2 separate regions of the Homo sapiens genome follow, and region 2 is linked to region 1. A link is an interaction called in ENCODE POLR2A ChIA-PET data of the cell type or tissue named here. Cell type or tissue: Caco-2. All regions are shown on one strand.

Region 1 (8,000 bases):
GCCCTTGTATCTGCAGTCCTTAGCACTGTGCCTCGTACATAGTAAGTTAATACTCAGTAAATATCTGCTGAATTAATGCTGACTTTCTATAGATCAGGCATAGTAATTTCATCTCCTTATCTTTATTGGCTTGTCAAAATTAATTATATATTTTTAAAAAGCTCTCCATACTTTGGGAGGCCTAGACGGGCGGATCACTTGAGGCCAGGAGTTGAAGACCAGCCTGGCCAACATTGTGAGACCCCCGTCTCTACTAAAAATACAAAAATTAGCCGGGTGTGGTGGCCGGCGCCTGTAGTCCCAGCTACTGGAGAGCTGAGTCACAAGAATTGCCTGAACCCAGGAAGCAGAGGTTACAGTGAGCCGAGATCCTGCCACTGCACTCCAGCCTAGGCGAAAGAGTGAAACTCTGTATCCAAAAAAAAAAAAAAAAAAAGCTCCTTAGAAGGGAAAAAAATGAAAAGTAACATATTTTCCCCCTTTAATGCCCCTCAACTGCAAAGGTAAGCACTGACAACAGCTTATTTTGTCTCCTCACAAACTTGTTTTAGCCCTTTTTAAAAAACACACACACACAAATGCAATAAGTATAATTCCATTCTGCAACTTGACTTTTTTTATGTGGTAAAGAACATACAACATAAAAGTTACCATCTTAATTTTTTTTTTTTTTTTGATACAGAGTCCCGCTCTGTCCCAGGCTAGAGTGCAGTAGTGCGATCTCGGCTCACTGCAACCTCCACCTCCACCTCCCGGGTTCAAACGATTCTCCTGCCTCAGCCTCCCAAGTAGCTGGGACTACAGGTGCCCGCCATCACACCCAGCCAATTTTTGTATTTTTAGTAGAGAAGGGGTTTCACCATGTTGGCCAGGATGGTCTTGATCTCCTGACCTCGTGATCCTCCCGCCTCAGCCTCCCAAAGTGCTGGGATTACAGGCGTGAGCCACTGCATCTGGCCTTAATCATTTTTAAGTTTAGAATTCAGTAGTTATAGTCACATTGTTGTACAACCAATTTCCAGAATTTTTTCATCTTGCAAAGCTGAAACTCTATACCCATTAAACAACCCCATTCCTCCCTGCCCCGAGCCCCTGGCAACCACCCTTCCCCTTTCTGTTTCTATGAGTTTGAACAACTTGCTTTTTTTAACTTAACAGTACATCTTTCCATATGGGTACATAAGCTCTAGCTCATTATTCCTTCAGCTGTCTGGTGGCTTAGCTGATATTTAACCCATCTCCCATCAGTGATGTGAAGGTCGTTTCCAGCTTTTTGCTGTTATTATACAAAAATGCTGTCATGCCGGGGTTAAGCCCCAGAACCGTGAGATCAAAGGGTATGCACTTGTATTGGGCCAAATTGCTGCTCAAAGAAGTTGTACCAGTCAACGCTCCCACCCACAGAGGAGGAGGGGCTCTTCATTCTGCACGGCGATCAGGTTCTTCCAAGTGTAAACCAACAAGTAAATATTGTGTCATCCCAGGGACAAGCAGGACCAAGCCTTGAAAGGAGAGGTCAGACTCCCCTCTGTGTTGATTTCCCCAGGAGAAGCTCGGGAAATGAGCCGGCCGAAGACGAGGGAATCAGTGCAGTGAGATGTACAGAAGGAAGTCTAATTCAAAAGCCACATAATGAGTGGACTTGGAAGAAGCTCGTTGCTGTGGCAACCTGATCCCCCTGCTGCCAAGAACGGGTTTTCTTCTTTCTTCTGCACCTGGCAGGAGCTCCTTTTCCTCCACATTACTTGAGAAAGAAAGACAGACTTTGGCATTCTTTTACTGAGGTCAGTGCACTGTTTCTGTCAGTGGCCAGCCATCACTGAGAGAGCACGTACCCCCGACAGGTGCGGACCTGGCCGAGCCCTGTCCCGTGGTGGGTGGACAGAATGCACCCAGTGTCTGGACTATAACACTGATGTCATGGGCCATACCAACTTGGGCTGCCTTTTCTGATACTCCCCAGAGGTGCCGGGCAGGCTAAGCCCCCATGGAGACTGCTCTGTTTCCTTTACAAGAAAAGCTTTTCTAGATTTTTGTTTAAGAATGCCAAAGTTCTGGCCAGGTGCGGTGGCTCATGCCTGTCATTCCAGAATTTCAAGAGGCAGAGGTGGGAGGATCGCTTGAGGCCAGGAGTTCAAGACCAGCCTGAGCAACATAATAAGGCCATGTCTGTACAAAAAAAAAAAAAAAAAAAAAAAAACACCAAAGTTCAAGGGCCCAGTGAGCTTGCTTGAGCAAGACTCTTAAACCTGCTCAGGTTTTAAGTTACTTCGCCTGGCTTCTTCCAGGGCATTTAACCTTGAAAATGCTGATTGAGGTGGGGCTTGGTGGCTCACGCCTGTAATCCCAGCACTTTGGGAGGCCGAGGCGGGCGGATCACCTGAGGTCAGGAGTTTGAGACCAGCCTGGCCAGCATGGTAAAACCCTGTCTCTACTAAAAATACAGAAATTAGCTGGGCTTTGGCAGGTGCCTGTAATCCCAGCTACTTAAGAGGCTGAGGCAGGAGAATCACTTGAACCTGGGAGGCAGAGGTTGCAGTGAGCCGAGATCGCGCCATTGACTCCAGTCTGCGCGACAAGAGCAAGACTCCATCTCAAAAAAAAAGAAAAAGAAAAAGAAAATGCCGATCGGAATAGAGCTGCAGGAGGGATGACAGATGGGTAGGTAGAGTTAAATTCAGTTCTTTTCACCTGTTCTCTGTATCGGGCTCTGTGGTAGGCACACAATTTACATTCCCCTTCATGTAATGCTTTTCACGGCTTAGTAAGGTGGAAATTGTTATCCCATTTTTATAAGAATGAAATCTAAGGCTCCACAAGCTTAAGTGTTTTGCCTAAGATCTCAGTGCAGGAATATGAACCCAGGTCCACCTCATCTCAAGGTGGTGTCCCTTCACCACTACCTTCCACAGTGAGGTTGTTCGGTCAAGCAAACCAGGCAGGAGAGGGATCGTCTCTTCTCTTGAGATGATGGCGGCCAATCATTAAATCTCCCCCTAAGCAAGGAAGTCTTTAGGGACTTGACCTCCAGCCTCACCTGAAGGTTCCCTTGTCCTCAGAAGTCCCATCTCTCTCCTTCAATCAGGTAGTGGGATATAGCAGGGAAAGCATAGTGCGGAGCCAGATAGACCCAGGTTCAAATCCATGCGCCCTGTGGACTCCCTGATTTCGTCCTTGCTATAGAATTGAGGGAAAACAGCGACTCTGTTGTTTTGTGTTTTGTTCTTGTAAAGACAGGGTCTCACTATGTTGCCGAGGCTAGTCTTGAACTCCTGGGCTCAAGAGATCCTCCCACCTCAGCCTCCCAAAGAGCTGGGATTACAGGCATGAGCCACCATGCCCAGCCCTAGTTTTGTTTGAAGAATGCTGAGGACTGCCAGGGGTGGTGGCTCACGCCTATAATCCCAGCACTTTGGGAGACTGAGGTGGGTGGAACTCCTTGAGCCCAGGAGTTCGAGGACAGCCTGGGCAACATGGCAAGACCACATCTCTACAAAAAAATAAACAAAATTAGCCAGACATGGTGGCACATGCCTGTGGTCCTGGCTACTCAGGAGGCCGAGGTGGGAGGATCACTTGAGCCGGGGAGGTAGTAAGCCATGATGACGAACTGTACTCCAATCCAGCCTGGGCAACAGAGCAAGACCCTGTCTCAAAAAAAAAAAAAAAAAGAAAAAGAAAAAAAGAGAGAATGCCAAACGCCGAGGGCCGTGGGGAGGACTAAGTGAACCGAGGAGAAGGATCCTTGACTTTTGTATTAAACTCAACCAGCCCAGGCCAGGCGCAGTGGCTCATACCTGTAATTCTCACACTTTGGGAGGCCGGGGTGTAAGGATCACTTGAGGTCAGGAGTTCGAGACCAGCCTGGCTAATGTGATGAAATCCCATCTCTACTAAAAGTACAAAAAAATTACCCGAGTATGGCGGCCAACTCCTGTAACTGTAGCTACTCGGGAGGCTGAGGCAAGAGAATCACTTGAACCTGGGAGGCAGAGATTGCAGTGAGCAGAGATCGTGCCACTGCACTCCAGCCTGGGTGATAGAGCAAGACTTTGTCTCAAAAAAAAAAAAAAAAACCTCAAACAGCCCGTCTCTACCCAGCAGCTTAGGAGACTTTTCTCCTTCTGAGCTCTCTTTTCTGGGTTCTCCCACAAAAAGCTTCCTTCTGTCGCCCCCAGGGTATATAAAGATATTTACTTGTACCCTTGAATTTGATTTCTCTACATCCCATCCTAGAGGCAACTGTGCCTGTAGCCATCCCTGGGGGAATCTTGCCCCACGCACACATTTACTCTGCACCTTCCGGACCCCATACCCCTTTTCTATGTGCCTGTTGCCTCCGGCCAGGCCTCGGAAATCTTGCCCTGTTCTCCCCAGGCTTCGTAGCATGGCCTGACTGACAGTGGCATGTGTAGCAGGATCGCAGATTAATATACAAGGAAAGGCGCACGGAGAGACGATGTTTCTCTCTTTCCTGCAGCTGATCTGCTGAGCCATGAGCCCCTCCGGGGAAGTGGAAAGAAACTGTCATCACTGCACTGCAGCTTATCTCGGTTTAGATAGCCTCTCGATGACTCATGTCTCTGTAAATACTTGGTTTTTTTGTTCTGTTTTGTTTGAGATGGAGTCTCGCTCTGTCACCCAGGCTACAGTGCAGTAGTACGATCATAGCTCACTGTGACCTCAGTATCCTGGGTTCAAGTGATCCTCCTGCCTCAGCCTCCCAAGTAGCTGGGACCACAGCCACACGCCACACGCCACCACATTCAGCTAATTTTTTTTTCACATTCAGCTAATTAAAAAAAATTTTTTTTGGAGGCTGGGTGTGGTGGCTCATGCCTGTAATCCCAGCACTTTGGGAGGCCGAGGTGGGTGGATCACCTGAGGTCAGCAGTTCAAGACTAGCCTGGCTAATCTGGTGAAACCCCATCTCTACTAAAAATAAAAAATTAGCCGGGCGTGGTGGCGCATGCCTGTAATCCTAGCTACCCAGGAGGCTGAGGCAGGAGAATTGCTTGAACCCAGAAGGCGAAGGTTACAGTGAGCCAAGATTGCCCCATTACACTCCAGCCTGGGCAATAAGAGCAAAACTCTGTCTAAAAAAAAAAAAAAAAATTTGTTTGTAGGGGTTGGCTCTCACTATGTTGTCCAGGCTGGTCTTGAACTCCTGAGCTCAAGCGATCCTTCTGCCTCAGCCTCCTAAAGTGCTGGCATTACAGGCGTGAGCCACTGTGCCCAGCCCCCATGTGGGCCTTTTGGAGTGCCCTGCTGACACTCCCTGCCCGGTGAGTCCTCATGGCTGAGTTCCTGTTGTGAGGTCTGCACATATACTGGTCTCTTTTTCCTGCCCTGACACTCTGGGAATCTCAAGGCCCTTCAGCTCTTGCAAGTCCCCTGGTCAGATCCTGGAGGGATTTCAGGATGCCCTGTGGCCGTGGGGAGCCAAGTGTGGGGCCCAGGCTCACCTGTGCAGTCATTTCCCAGCTCATTGTTACTTCCTGTCCTCTTGATTGCTGGACACAGTGTCCAGACCACTATGGGATACTTCCTAGGGCTCCAAATAAAACAGAGGAGGCTGGGCGCGATGGCTCACGCCTGTAATTCTGGCACTTTGGGCAGCCGAGGCAGACAGATCACAAAGTCAGGAGATGGAGACCATCCTGGACAACATGGTGAAACCCCGTCTCTACTAAAAATACAAAAAATTACTGGGTGTGGTGGCGGGTGCCTGTAATCCCAGCTACTTGGGAGGTTGAGGCAGGAGAATTGATTGAACCAAGGAGTCGGAGGTTGCAGTGAGCCAAGATCATGCCACTGCACTCCAGCCTGGTGACAGAGCAAGACTCCATCTCCAAAAAAAAAAAAAAAAAAAAAAAAAGACAGAGGGCTGAGGATCCTGTGCCTTTAGCTGTCCCTCAACCCTTCCAACACGCACCTCCCTCAACCCCTGCCTCTGGCCTGGAGGAGGAGCTTAAGAAGCAGTAGTAGGACGGCCTGTGTCCCTTGCCTCTGCTTCCTTTTGCAGCCATCCTGGGGCCACAGCCACTGCATCACATCTGGATTCCTTCCACCCCAGGCACACACAGCAAAACTCAGTGATCTAGTCCAACAGGCCTAGCTCTTGATATGTTAACACGTGCCTAAATTGTTTAGAAAATCCTTTTCTCTCTTGGCAAAGACTGGCTTTCAAAGCTATTACTTTGCCTTACACAGAGGAATATTTTTTTGGATGTCCACAGCTGCGTATTGGCTTTCTATTTCTCTTTGCAATCCTAATCGTCTCTGAGGCAAACAGATGCCTCTGGCAGAAGGGGAAGGAGGTCACACAAAAGGGAGTGCAAAAGAGGAAAGCACGATAATATCATGCACTAGCTCATTCTCCCCAGGCCCTGTGCTTATGACTTGGCAGTGTTTAAGGTTCCTACCAGCCCTGACATCCTGTGAATCTGTGAATCCTATCCTTTCAAGCCTATCAACATAAGAACCCTTTTTTCATTAGCAGTGTGCTTTTTGTTTGTTTGCTTGCTTGTTTTTGTTTGTTTGTTTTGGTCTGGTTGGTTTTTTTGTTTTTTGGGTTTTTTTTTTTTTTTTGAGACGGAGTCTCACTCTGTCACCCAGGCTGGAGTGCAGGGGCGTGATCATGGCTCACTGCAGCCTTGACCTCCCAGGCTCAGGCGATCCTCCCACCTAAACCTCCCGAGTAGCTGGGACCACAGGCACCTGCCACCAGGCCCGGCTAATTTTTGTATTTTTAGTAGACACAGGGTTTCACCATGTTGGCCAGGCTGGTCTCAAACTCCTGGGCTCAAGCAATCCATTGGCCTCGGCTTCCCAGAGTGCTGGGATTACAAGCATGAGCCACCGTGCCCTGCTGTCTTTCAATTTTTATTAAAGGAGAAGGAGATTTGAGACACAGAGACATAGAAAGCGAGCCAGGTGAAGACTGAGGCAGAGACTGGAGTGGTGCCTGTGTGGGCCTCAGAGCCTCCAGAAGGGACCAACTTACCTGAGAACTTGATTTTGGATTTCTGGCCTCCAGAACTATGAGATAATACATTATTTCACAGTTTCTAACCTGCCAAGTTTGTGGTATTTTGTTATGGCAGCCTAGGAAACTAATACAGGGCACATTGGATTTAGAAATAAAGAGGTCATTGGTTGACTTTGGTGGGTTCTAAACCAGTAGGAGCAACTTTTCCAGGAAGCTTGACTATCAAGAGGAGGAGCGCTATGGCAGTAACTAAAGGAATGTTGCTTTAAGAAAAGATGTATATTGGTTCCAGCAGAGCTATTAAACAAACAAACAAACAAAAAACCCAAACAAACAAACAAAAACCCCCACCAAACTACAAATAAATAAATATTAAAAAAAAAAAAAAAGCTGAGGCGGGAGAATCTCTGGAATCCTGGAGGCGGCAGTTACAGTGAGCCAAGATTGTGCCACTGTACTCCAGCCTGGGCGACAGAGCAAGACTCCATCTCAAAAAAAAAAAAAAAAAAAAAAATCCAAGGACATCAGCTATAGGATTTAGGATGGACCTATATGACCTCAACGCAAGACCTTTAACTTAATTATATCTACAAAGACTCAATTTCCAAATAAGGTCACGGTCACAGGTGTCAGGGTCAAGACTTGGACGTATCTTTTGGGAGGACACTATTCATCCACCACAGATCCTTGCCAGGCCTCATCCTGACCTTTTTGCAGCATTTGACCCGCTGGGTCACTTGCTCGTGGAAACCATGTTTTCCATCAGCTTCCAGGATGCCACCGCTCCCCTGGCTTCCCTCCTGCCTCTCTGGATGATCCAACACAAGCTCCTCTGCTGATTCCTCTTCCCCAGCCAGCCCTGAACAGTGAAGGTTTCTAAGATTCTATCCTTAGCTTTCTTCCTCTTCTTTCTTTTCTCCTCCTCCTCACCCTTCTTCCTCCTCTTCCTCTTCCTCTTCTTCCTATTCTTCTTCTTCTTCTTTCATCTTCTTTCATCTTCTTTCTTCTT
Region 2 (8,000 bases), 240 kb after region 1:
GAAGAAGCTGAGGCAAGAGGATCAATTGCTTGAGCCCAGGAAGTTGAGGCTGCAGTGAGCCAAGATTGCACCACTGCTCTCCAGCCTGGGTGACAGAGCAAGATCCTATCTCAAAAAACAAAAAAGAAAAGAAACATGTTTAGAAATAACATTATATGTAAGAAGCAGGAGAGGAAACAATTCCATTGGATGCTGTAGGACAGGGTAGGGCTCAAGAACCAGAAAGCAAGAGAGGTAATCAAACCAAGTTAGGGAACACAGAGACATCTGTCTTCTCTTTCGTATCTTTTTAGGCTGTATCAGGACAGACTCGTGGGCGCATATTAGTAGGGGCCCAGAGGAGTCTTACTTTTGGGGAATGTTATCAGGAAATAGCTTGAAACTTTAATACCAACTGATCATGAAGATAAAATACTTTCAAGACCCCCCCCCTTTTTTTTTTTTGAGACGGAGTCTTGCTCTGTCGCCCAGGTTGGAGTGCAGTGGCGCGATCTCAGCTCACTGCAAGCTCCGCCTCCCGGGTTCATGCCATTCTTCTGCCTCAGCCTCCCGAGTAGCTGGGACTACAGGCACCCGCCACCACGCCTGGCTCATTTTTTGTATTTTTAGTAGAGACAGGGTTTCACCATATTAGCCAGGATGGTCTCAATCTCCTGACCTCGTGATCCACCCGCCTCGGCCTCCCGAAGTGCTGGGAATACAGGCGTGAGCCACCGTGCCTGGCCGAGACGCCATTTTTATGTACCCTAGTGCTATCTTGCATAGAAAAGATCTTGTTTCTCTTTTTCTCTGACTTCCAGTGTTGGGCAGTACCATCTTTCTGCTCTTATGATAACTGAAAAATACATAACTATTTTAATTGTTGTTTTAAAGAAACAAGCAATTCTTTTTATTTTTAATGTACACATGTGTCTCACACAAAAGGCCACATAAGACTTGAATTTGCCAGTAGTAGGGCATGCCCACTCTTGGCATGTGTGCTAGCTAATGTTACACTTGTCTAGATGTTAGTGTCTTTCTTAAAACATTGTAATTATTCACTTTTTTTTTTCAGACGGAGTCTGGCACTGTTGCCCAGGCTGGAGTGCAGGGGCACAATTTCGGCTCACTGCAACCTCCGCCTCCCAGATTCAAGCCATTCTCCTGCCACAGCCTCCCTGGTAGCTGGGATTACAAGCATGCACCACCATGCCTGGCTAATTTTTCTATTTTAATTGAGATGGGATTTCACCATGTTGGCCAGGCTGGTCTCGAACTCCTGACCTCAGGTGATCCGCCCACCTCAGCCTCCCAGCATGCTGAGATTACAGACGTGAACCACCACCTTAGATGGCTTTTGTATCTTAAAGACAGGGCCAGTTATTAGAGATACAAATCTGTGTAAGACATGGTTCTCATTCTCACAGAACTCCTAGCTCTAATGGATTCAAAGTGAATAATTACAATGTTGGCTGGGCGCAGTGGCTCACACCTGTAATCCCAGCACGTTGGGAGGCCAAGGCAGGCGGATCACCTGAAATCAGGAGTTCTAGACCAGCCTGGCCAACATGGTGAAACTTCGTCTCTACTAAAAATACAAAAATTAGTCAGGCGTGGTGGCACACACCTGTAGTCCCAGCTACTCGGATGGCTGAGGCAGGAGAATAGCTTGAACCTGGGAGGCGGAGGCTGCATTGAGCCAAAATCATGCCACTGCACTCCAGCCTGGGTGACAGAGCAAGATTCCATCTCAGGAAAGAAAGAAAAAAAAGCCATTTGAATACATGAATTGAATTATGGGAACAATCAAATCAGTTAAGATATAGTGTCTGTTTTCTTTGGAAATACTCTTCACACAAATTAGAACTTACTTTATGTATGTTTCCCTCATGAAACTGTAAACTCACTGAAGGTGGGGCCTTCAGTCACTACTGTATCCCCAGCAACAAACAGAGAGTATCTGGCATACAGTAGGCCCTCATATTTCTTGAATGAATGCAAGGAAAGAGAGGTTGGGACAAGGAGCTAAGGAAGAACTGAATAAGGCATGGATGTGAGGTAAGTATATGTGCTGACCAACTAGTACATGAACTCTAGAGCATCCAAGCAAGTGAGAGTAAAGTGAGTAAATGACACTGTGTGCCTTAACTTACTTGTTTTTATGACTTCCCCTGAAATCTCTACTTTTCAAAGAGTTTTAGCATCGTAAACAATTGACTGTATATTAATATAAAGAGCAATGTGAAAAGTTTATTATCATATAACATTAAAGAAGGAAATACTGGAGAGTTCAGGGCTCTCTCATATCCTTTTTTCTTTTTCTGTAAAATATTGATCACAACTTGAATTTATTTGTTTGTTGTCATTGATTTGATCTCTGTTGTCCCACTGGACTGAAAGCTTTATGTGAGCAGAGATCATAGGTGTATCTAGTACCTAGCACAGGACCTAACACAATAGTATTATGTTGGTGCAAAAATAATTGCAGCTTTTGCCATTAAAAGCAATGACAAAAGCCTCAATTACTTTTGTGCCAACCTATAGTTGTTTAGTAAATACTTGTTAGGTGAGTGAATAGAGAAGATCTCTCTCCACACCCTGATTCCCAATCCTTATATTGGTAGTGATGCTGGAAAGTAACCCAGGCAGCAGAACTTGAGTAGCACCTGCTTCTGGGGACACCCTTCACCTACTTTTAATCATGCATTCTAAGAATGAAACTGGTGAGTGTTCTGAACAGCCTTTGGTTCTAATTGGTAGGCCATGTGGTTTTACAATTTGGATGCCACTAAATGATTTTTCAGGCATATAGGATAAATATAATGTAAAATACACCAGTAAAATAGGTATAATTCACTGTTGCAAAGATGGGTATTCTAATTATCTGCATGCTGAGCTTCACTTAAGGCTAGCACCCAACCTGTTCCTTCTCTGACCTTCCTGGTAAAACACATTCCCTAGTTTGAAGCTAAAAGTATTGGTGTCTGTTGCTGAATTAAGTTGCATTTGCTTATTTTTTCTGGGACTGGTGCCTGAAAATTAGAGAAAAAATATACCAATTATTAGCAGATCAAGCTTTAGGAATTTATAGGAGGCTATGAACTTAGAGTAAGGAAATACCATCCGAAACTACTTTTAACAGTTAATATTGGCTGGGTACAGTGGCTCACACCTGTAATCCCAGCACTTTGGGAGGCCGAAGTGGGAGGATTAACTGAGCCCAGGAGTTCGATACCAGTCTGGGCAACAGTGAGACCTCATCTCTACAAAAAAATTTAAAAATTAGCTGGGTGTGGTGGTACAAGTCTATAATCCCAGCTACTCAGGCGGCTGAGGTGGGAGGATTGTTTGAGCCTGGTGGGTCAAGGCTGCGGTGAGCCGTGATCATACCACTGCACTTCAGCCTGGACAACAGAGTGAGAACCTGTCTCAAATAAAATAAAAACCAGTTAATATTTATTAGTAAATGTACTACACTGTATATAAAAGAGAACTTAGAAGATACTGCATCATATCGTATGCATTAAATTTAGATAGAAAATTCACAGAAGTGCATCTAGAGATAACAGATTTTATCTCTTTATTGGGTTGTTCTTTAGCCATTTTCTTCCCCTTGACAAACCTTTAGTGGTAGTCTACAAATACATTTTATGGAAGAAGTATGTTGGAAAATGAAATTTCTCTCCTGTTGGAAACTTTTGAACAAATTAACAATTTTTAGCCAGAGCTTGGGGGTCCATTTTCACTGCTCTTTGTCCTCTGCTCCAGGAGCTATGTGTGAATTTGTTGTGGTCTCTGTTGCCCTGTGTCCTCCAGGTCCTGGGAGGTCCATAGCTAAGATGCCAAGACACCATGGAAGCTGGGAAATGTGTTGATAATTTGTGACAGTGGATATCCCTGGTCTGTATCCTGTTCTCTAGATGTCTGAGTTTAATGCTAAACTTCATGAGATGGGAGTTGACACCTCCTAGAAGTGTTCACATGATTGTTTATTAAATTATTCGTTTGTTAAAAAGGAATTTGAGAAAAAAATTATTTGTTATTCATTCTTAAGTTTTTCAATGTGAAAAAATATTAAAAATGATCATGGAAATAATAACATGTTTATTGTCAAAAAATTTTAACTTAAAAACTGAATCATTGTTCAAAACACAGCAAAAGATGATGTGCCTTAAAACAGTATCAGAGGAAAGGCTACTTACTGCTTATTAGGTGGATTAAACCTGCTTCGCACTATTTACTTGCCATGATCTATCATTGGCATCACGAACATGGGTGGAGCATATTTAATTTCTCCATATAAAGTAAGCTTAAATTAGGCCAAATTAGCATTACATAGGGTAGCTCTTGACATGGCATTGCATTAGAATTACCTGCTAAGCTTTTTAAAGAGATGAGGTCTAGGCCCCATTCCAGACCAATTAAAAACCTTCCCAGATGATTTCATTGTGAAGGGTAAGGGTTGAGAATCACTGGAATGAGAGAAGGATTACAGGGATAAGGATACAGAATATTTGGTTCCAGTCCTGGCTTCATTTCCTAGTATTTTGTTGAGGAATTTTGTGACTATGTTAATAAGGCATATTCACCTGTAGTTTTGTTTTGATGTCTTTCTCTGGCTTTGGAATCAGAGAATAATACCAGCTTCATTAAATGAGTTGGGGAAGTGTTTTCTCCTCTGTTTCCTGGAAGAGTTTGTGAATGATTGGTATTCTTTTTAATTTTTAATTTATTTTTTTGAGATGGTTTTGCTCTGGCACCCAGGTTGGAGTGCAGTGGTGTGGTCTCAGCTCACTACAGCCTCGACCTCCCAGATTCAAGTGATTTTCCTGCCTCAGCCTCCCGAGTAGTTTGGACAACAGGCACTTGCCACCATGCCTGGCTCATTTTTGTAGAGGCAGTTTTGCCATGTTGCCCAGGCTGGTCTCGAACTCCTGAGCTCAAGCAATCCGCCTACCTGGGCCTCCCAAAGTGCTGGAATTACAAGCATGAGCTACCGCGCCCAGCCAGTATTAATTCTTAAGTATTTGGAGAAATATATCAGCGAAGCTTTCTGGACCTGGGCTTTTCTTTGTGGGAAGATTACTATTTCAGTCTCCTTACTTGTTATACATCTATTCCGATGTTCTATTTCTTTCTTCAATTTCAATAATTTATGCCTTCCTAGGAATTTGACCATTGCATTTCTTTTTCTTTTTCTTTTTTTGAGATGGAGTCTTGCTCTGTTGCTCAGGCTGGAGTGCAGTGGCATGATCTCGGCTCACTGCAACCTCTGCCTCCCAGGTTCAAGCGATTCTCTTGCCTCAGCCTCCCAAGTAGCTGGGATTACAGGCGCGTGCCACCACATCTGGCTAATTCTTGTTTTTTTTTTTTTTTTTTTTTTTTTTTTAATAGAAACAGGGCTTTGTCATGTTGGCCAGGCTGGTCTTGAACTCCTGACCTCAGGTGGTCCACCCTCCTTGGCTTCCCAAAGTGCTGGGATCACAGGTGTGAGCTACCACACCCGGCCTCCTTTTGCATTTCTGATTTTTGTATGTATTTTCTGTTTTTTTCTTGGCAGTCTAGGTAAAGGTTTATCAATTTTGTTCTTTTCAAACAACAAACTTTTATGACTATTGATTTTCTCTGTTGTTTTTGTTTTTTGTTTTGTTTTGTTTTTTGAGACGGAATCTCGCTCTTTCACCTAGGCTGGAGTGCAGTGGCACAATCTCAGCTCACTGTAACCTCCGCCTCCCGGGTTCAAGTGATTCTCCTGCCTCAGCCTCCCGAGTAGCTGGGACTACAGGCGCCTGTTGCCACACCTGGCTAATTTTTGTATTTTTAGTAGAGACAGGGTTTCACCATATTGGTGAGGCTGGTCTCGAACTCCTGACCTCAGGTGATCTGCCTTTCTCGGCGTCCCAAAGTGCTGGGATTACAGGCGTGAGCTACCACACCTGGCCTGTTTTTCTGTTTTCTGTATCATTGCTTACCACTTTAATTTCCTTTTTTCTACTTACCATGGTTTAATTTGCTCTTTTCCTAGTTTCCTTTTTTAAAATTAGCTGAATTTCATATTCATCTAGTTTCTTAAGGTAAAGGCTTACCGCATGTATTTCAGATCTTCTTTTCCAGTGTAGGCTGTGAATTTTCTAATATAAACCTATGAGTTTCCCTCTAAGCACTGTTTCAGCTGTATTCCAGAAATTTTGATAAATTGTTTAGTTCAAAGTACTTTCTAATTTCTCTCATTCTCTTTTGACCCATTGGCTGTTTAAGGGTGTGCTCTTTAATTTCTGCATATTTATGAATTTCCCAAATTTTCTTTTGCTCTTTATTATGTTTCTTTATATATATATATATATATATATATATATATATATATATATATATATATAAAATTTTGGAGATGGGGTCTTGCTGTGTCACCCAGGCTAGAATGCAGTGGTACAATCTCGGCTCACTGCAACATCCACCTCCAGGGTTCAAGCAATTCTACTACCTCAGCCTCCTGAGTAGCTGGGATTATAGGCACCCGCCGCCATGCTTGCCTAATTTGTGTATTTTTAGTGGAGACGGGGTTTCACCATGTTGGCCAGGCTGGTCTTGAACTGCTGACCTGAGGTGATCCACCTGTCTTGGCCTCCCAAAGTGTTGGGATTACAGGCGTGAGCCACTGTGCCCAGCCATATATTCTTTATATACATAATATTTATAGAGATGGGGGTCTTGCTATTTTGCCCAGGTTGGTCTCTGACTCCTGGCCTCAAGCGATTTTTCTGCTTCAGCCTCCCAAAGTGCTGGGGTTGTAGGTGTGAGCCACCATGCCTGGCCTGTTTTTGATTTCTAATTTAATTCCATTGTCATCACAGAATGATTTTAATCCTTTTAAATGTACTGAAATTTGTTTTATTGCTTGGTATGTGTTGTGACCTGGGGAGTGTTCCATGTGTGCTTGAAAAGAGTGTATATTCTGCCATTGTTAGGTGGAGTGTTCTATATGTTTGTTAATTCTATTTGGTTGATGGTGTAGTTCAAATCCTATATGTCTGCATTAGTCTGTTTTGGGTTGCTAAAAGGGGTACATGAGGCTGGTTAATTTATAAAGAAAAGAGGTTTATTTGGCTCATGGTTTTTCAGGCTGTACAAGCATTGCACCAGCGTCTGCTCAGCTTCTAGAGAGGCCTCAGGAAGCTTTTACTTATGACAGAAGGCACATGGGGAGCAGGAGTGTCACATGGCGAGAGAGGGAGCAAGAGAGATCCCATGCTCTTTTAAACCAGCATGCACATGAGCTAAAAGAGTGAGAACTCATTACTTGCGGGGAGGGCACCAAGCCACTCCCAGGACATCTGCCGCCATGACCCAGACACTTCCCACTAGGCCCCGCCTCCAACATTGGGGATCATATCTCAGCATGAGGTTTGGAGGGGGCACACATTTGAACTGTTTCAATATCCTTACTAATTTCTACCTAGTTGTTCTGTCTATTGTTGAGAGTGAGGTAGATTGCGATTTTTAGAGGAGATAAACTCAAATACTCCTTATTCAAAGTTAGTTAAATAAGCACCATGCAATTTATTAAAATGTAGAAATGCTCTAGTATTAGTTGTACCTTACAAATGCCAGAAATGACATCTATTAATTTACTTTCTAGTATACTGGGGCTATTTTAATGTTTTTAGTGTGAAGGTCATTGTTAATTCTCATGAAAACTGATGCATTCAAACTTGGCTCCAACCAGACCAGTCTTTCAGTTGATTGTTTCTGGATAGCAGTTTCCCCCCTGAAGTATGACAGCCTCCAGAGTTGGAAGCCAAATATCTGAGTGGGGGAAGAGAAAAGATTTTTGAGAAGGCTTGTCTGCATTTTGGTCTCCTCAAGCATATACACCTCATTAATTTTCAAATGCAGCACTGTTTTGGCTGGCATATAATTTCTAGTCCAGGGGCATTTCCTTTACTCATCAACAAGTTTGTTTTGGAGCCTTTTCTAACATAAATATTCTGAAAAGTGGTGGCCAAGTTTATTGTCATTTGATT

What was found. ChIA-PET counts read pairs that join two places held together with the same protein. Peaks named below come from ENCODE experiments on the same cell type or tissue, not always from the same donor. Only the 100,000 strongest peaks of a DNase experiment are listed, where the experiment ranks them.
Region 2: POLR2A ChIA-PET joins it to region 1 with 10 read pairs; 3 of 35 experiments call an interaction of 5 or more read pairs at or near these places.

The regions. Positions count from the first base shown.
Region 1 is chr22:40,708,281-40,716,280 of GRCh38, reverse strand. No RefSeq gene overlaps it. Among named protein-coding and RNA genes, the nearest start is that of MCHR1, 33 kb to the right of the region's middle. RefSeq lists silencers at 140-306, 4,449-4,568 and enhancers at 1,128-2,002, 2,003-2,878, 3,842-4,358, 4,382-4,676. In Caco-2, no CTCF peak of the experiment used is centred here; DNase peaks (open chromatin) are centred at 1,430, 1,929 and 4,520; H3K4me3 peaks cover 327 bases.
Region 2 is chr22:40,468,588-40,476,587 of GRCh38, reverse strand. All of the region lies in intron 3 of MRTFA (myocardin related transcription factor A), which reads left to right. Among named protein-coding and RNA genes, the nearest start is that of MRTFA-AS1, 49 kb to the left of the region's middle. RefSeq lists an enhancer at 4,055-4,713. In Caco-2, no CTCF peak of the experiment used is centred here; no DNase peak of the experiment used is centred here.